2 separate regions of the Homo sapiens genome follow, and region 2 is linked to region 1. The links are chromatin loops, found by intact Hi-C in ENCODE. Cell type or tissue: heart right ventricle. All regions are shown on one strand.

Region 1 (2,500 bases):
CTTTAGGGATTAGTTCAGGGGCAGGCATGCGACCCAATCCAGGCCAATGAGAAAGACATCTGAAATTGGTGCAGAGTTGGTAAAACAAACAAAAAAAATACAGTCAAGTTGTATTCTTTTATGCGTGAGTTGTTCAGCTAGCTGTTAAACTAGAAGGATGTGAGCTGAGAACTGCACATCACCATTTCACCTGTAAAAACACACAACTCTAGGAAAACAGAGCTGACAGATGGAGAGACCAAGTCCTGCTGGCTTCATGGACTGTGTGGATGACATTCCTTAACTTTCAATTAGGGAAGCCAATCCATTTCTATTGCTTATTATTGTCATTGTTGTTTAGTTCTTATCACCTGCAATCAAGAGTCTCCTGCTGACCAAGACACAGCTTATTTATATTTTTGGCTTCTATGAAACATCAAAGTGAGTTTTGGCCCATGGCAGGTGCTCAGTAAATGTCAGATCCAATTAAGCCATAACTCACAGAATGAAATGCAATGAATTCCAAATCTGATTTATCTAGAGCCTCAAATGAATCAAGACTTTACATAATAACCTACATAAGTAGGAGAACTATATTTTTCGGAGTATTTTTATTTATCTTCATTTTAGAAGTGAGAAGCAGAAGGCCTGGAGAGATAAACTGATTCCTTCAGTCCCGGAGGAAGTGAGTGGAACAATTGTAGAATCCGGCCCCAATGTTCCTTTGTCTTCCTCTGTCCCCTGAGGCAGGTAGTGTAGGAGTAGGAATTTTTGGAGTCACCCAGTTGGAGTTGAAACCTCATCTCCACCAGCTGTGATGCACCACCTCAGCCTCTAGCACCAAGTAAGTGCCAATTAGATGACAGTTTCTATTATTACCACTAATATATGTTTTGGTGATTTCTCAGTTCACCAGAAATTTTAAAATGACTCAGAAATCTCAAGGGAACATTATGTGATGAACTCCCACTGTTAAATACGAGATTTCTCTCTTAAGGGAGGAAAACAATCCCCAGCAGGTGCCTCAATGGGGGAAATGTAAGGCTTGAGTTGCTAGTGCTTGTGTTATGATTCATTTTCCACCCATTATTCATAGGCTTTCTTCATTCATAGTAAAATGGAACTTTTCTGTGTTCATTGAGCTGAGATTATTATTCAGGTACTGTCAGAGAATTGCTAAGTTTCATTAGTTTTAGAACCTAATTTAGGCTGATATCCTTATAAGTTACAGTAGGAACTTCTCTGTAGGTTAAGGAGATGTGATTACTATGGCTGAATAATAAAATGTACAAATGAACAAAAAATGTAGACCTGTAAACCTAAAGGGACTCCAGAAGTTCTTGCCTCAGGTTGAAGAAAAAATTGAAGAAGAATTGCCTCCTTTATGTGACTTTGTGTCTCATCATTGTCCTAACTAAATGTTAAAGGACAGATCTGTGTGGAAAGCTCCAACCAAATAAACAAGGCTAAAATCAAGGTTTTCTGACCCACTTAAAAGGCTATTTGGGGCTTCTGTAGACAAGGTTTCATTATGATAACTTTTTTTTTGTTTAATCTAGCTAGACCAAATGTGAGTATTTCTTAATTTTGTTAAAAAATGAACACACCTGGTGATTTTTTTACATTCTTAAAATGTGCACAATTTAAAATATAATACTGAAATTGAAAGCTTGCCAATTCAGGAAAGGAGAAGGCATCCTTCTCACTGGGGGGTAGAAGCATTATTTTATTACTTTAATTGCTGAGCTGACAAGTTTACTTCTGTGACAAAGGTGTGTCCCCAGATTTTTAAAGAGAAAGCTTCAGAAGAAAGGGATGCTAGGGAAAGGGCATTAACCTTTGGTACCCAAGGTTATTGCCAAGTATTGTGCATGACGCTAAACACATGTGAGCTCCTCTAGTTCCCTGTAAAACCCTTGAAATAGATTCTCCTACTCTACAGAAAGGGCCTTTGAGGAACTGAATAAAGTGCCTATGATCTCCTCAGAAATAAAAGGCAGTGTTGAGATATTTTTTCATCAGTGTTGTGATTAAAATAACAAACAAAAGCAAAAACCTTCATGCTTTATGCTTTTCCTAATCCATCCATGTTCTTATAAGTCAGCCATTCATGTTTAACTTTAGTAACTTTGTTATATGGATGCAAGCAGGAGAATATCTGAGCAGGTAGCCAGACCATAGTTCCTAGCCTCTCTTGAAGTTTTGTGGCCATTTGACTAAAATCTGGCCAAAGGAATGTGGTGTGTGTGATCACTGCCACCCCAAACCTGGCTCATGAAACATCCTGTGCAATCCTCCAAGCTCTATTATTGCATCTCCTAGTCATATTCAAATGATCTAACGGAGGCCCCTGAGGCTCAGTGGATACTGGAGCACCTAGTTGGAAAGAGCCTGAGGCTTTAATGACTATATGACTCTATACCAACTCAGAATGAATTGTGACATGCCTTGAAAATCTTTTCTAAATTAAGCATCTGAAAATCGGGGGTTATTCATTATGTAGTCAGTCTTCCCTGACAAA
Region 2 (2,500 bases), 670 kb after region 1:
GTTATTTCTTTGGGCCTCCAGAAAGTCAAAAGCAAAATGCCTTGAACATTCCAAAAAACTGTTGCCATAACCTTTGCTCTTAACCGGTCTGCTTTGGCTTTGACTTGACCACTTCCACCTCTTGGTAGCCATTGCTTTAATTGTGTTTTATCTTCAGGATTATATTGGTAAAGCCGTGTTTCATCACCTTTTACAATTCTTTGAAGACATGCTTCTCTTGAACCCACTGGTTTAAATTTTTCATTGAAAGCTCTGCTGTTGTCTGCAACTGATCTGGTCGCAATGGTCTTGGCACCCATTGAGTGGAAATCTCAGCTTTAATTTTTGAGTCAGAATTGTGTAAGCTAACGTCCGTCAAGATGTCTGTGGTGTTGACTGTCATTCCTGTTGTTAATCACCAGTCCTCTTCAGTTGGGATGCAAACAAAATGGATTTTTGTCCTCACAAATTGATGCGGATGTTCCGTCACTGCAGGCTTTATCTTCAACATCATCTCATCCTTTAAAATGAGTTGTCCATTTTTTTTGACCCCTGAACTTTTTATTGGCCTCCTCCTCCCCAGAGCGGACCCTACTTCTGCTGGCTTAATGTTTTAGAACTTTGGTGTCACTGGTCTCGGGCACCACTTTGCCATCCACTATCCGGTGGCTGGTGGTCTTTTGGATGTTTTGCATGGAATTGCTGCTGTCCAGGGCATCACCAAGATTGAAGTCCTCGCCATCTTCCAGCAGGTGTCGATCTTAGCCTCCAGCTTGACCTTGATGTTTGGCAGGACCTCGTACTCCTGGGCCTGGTGCTGCCTCTTTGCCCGGGTCTGTGCCAGCTCCGACTCCAGGTGCAGGAGGAGCCCATTGAGCTACTCCATCTGCAGGGCATAGCAGGCCTCCACCTCCCTCAGGCCATTCTCCAAGCTGGCCTCCAGATTTCTCATCAAGTCCAGGTCCATCTCCAAGGACTGGACTGTAAGTCTCAGCTGCACGAGCACCATCTCAGCAGCTCCAATTCCGGCAGACTGTGTGGTGATGACTGTGGTGCTCTCCTCAATCTGCTGAGACCAGTAACCTGTCTAGTTCCTGTCGGTTCTTCTGAGCCAGCTCATCGTATTGGGCCCAGATGTCTGCCATGATCTTGGCAAGGTCCTGAGATTTAGTGGCATCTACCTCCGCAGTCACCCTAGAGCTGGCAATCTGGGCTTGTAGGCCTTTTACTTCCTCTTCATGGTTCTTCATGAAGAGCAGCTCCTCTTTGAGAGCCTCGATCTGTGTCTCCAGCTGCAGCCAAGTGACATTGGTTTCATCAGTGACCTTGCAGGAGCCCATAATGTTGCTCTCCACAGACTGGCGCACGGCCAGCTTTGTCTCATACTTGACTCTAAAGTCATCAGCAGCAAGACGGGCATTGTCGATCTGCAGAACAATGCGGGCATTGTCCACAGTATTTGCGAAAATTTGAGCCCTCACGTCCTTGGTGGTCTTGAAGTAATGGCTCCAGTCTCTGACCTGGGGTCCCTTCTTCTCCAGGTGCCCCCAGATTTTGGTCTCTAACTTCTAGTTCTTGGTCTCCAGGCTCCTCACTCTGTCCAGGTAGGAGGCCAAGCAGTCATTCAGGCTTTGCATGGTCTGGCCATTCAGACTTTGCATGGTCTCCTCCTCGTTCTGGATGCCTCCCTTTCCTGCCAGACCCCCGGCCATCCCCACGGCCAGGTCCCCGGACCTCAAGCCGCCCTGGAAGCTGGTGGAGCAGGACATGGAGATCAGGGAACCAGAGCTCCCGGCACCTGCATAGACGCCAGCCACGCTGCTGACCAGCCAGGCACCATAGCTGGGCGCTTGGACGGAGTCCAGGAAACAGTAGCTGGTGGAGAAGGTGGAGCAAGTGGTGAAGCTCATGCTGTCCAGGGAGGAGAGTGAGAGGACAGGACTCAGACTTTGCCAACGACCAAGTTATCCATTTTTAAACTGCTGATTTCTTTAGGCCATTATCCTCATAAGCTTTTTCAAAATTACCAGTGATTTTACCATTCTTCCACCCAAGCTTTACCGTGTAGTTAATATTTGTTCTTGCTTCAATTTTAGCAGAACTCATGTTGCACTGATACTGGATGTTTTCAGACTGATGTCTTATCCTTCTTAGTGCCTCAAACTAGATGCCGTTTACACATGTTATAACAAGTTAGTAGTTTATTTTGGTGCAAAACATTTTTGAAACCTATGCATAGGTTTTTTATAATATGCGTTTTCCATGAACTTTGAAGACCCCTCGTACTTTTACTTATTTGCCATTTGGTGATTTAAATAAAATATAAGTGCTCAGCCTGCATCTTTTTTTTTGTCATATTATTTCTACTAACAGCTAACATTTACTGGACTATTAATATGCCAAGTACAGAGTTAAGTATTTTATCTACAATCTCATATAATCCTTACAGCATCCAGTGAGCAAGCCCCATAAATAGTATCCCAGGTTCTATTATTATTTCTGTCTTAATGAATGTAGAAAC

What was found. Hi-C counts contacts between places; a loop is a spot of excess contacts. Peaks named below come from ENCODE experiments on the same cell type or tissue, not always from the same donor. Only the 100,000 strongest peaks of a DNase experiment are listed, where the experiment ranks them.
Region 2: it touches region 1 in a loop (6-fold over the local background); 1 of 110 quality-filtered maps calls a loop at or near these places.

What each region holds. Positions count from the first base shown.
Region 1 is chr4:18,581,433-18,583,932 of GRCh38, reverse strand. The region is part of intron 1 of LOC105374510 (a long non-coding RNA gene); the gene reads right to left. Among named protein-coding and RNA genes, the nearest start is that of LCORL, 560 kb to the right of the region's middle. In heart right ventricle, no CTCF peak of the experiment used is centred here; no DNase peak of the experiment used is centred here; H3K27me3 peaks cover 463 bases.
Region 2 is chr4:17,911,063-17,913,562 of GRCh38, reverse strand. All of the region lies in intron 4 of LCORL (ligand dependent nuclear receptor corepressor like), which reads left to right. It also overlaps the pseudogene KRT18P63. Among named protein-coding and RNA genes, the nearest start is that of NCAPG, 100 kb to the right of the region's middle. In heart right ventricle, no CTCF peak of the experiment used is centred here; a DNase peak (open chromatin) is centred at 1,424.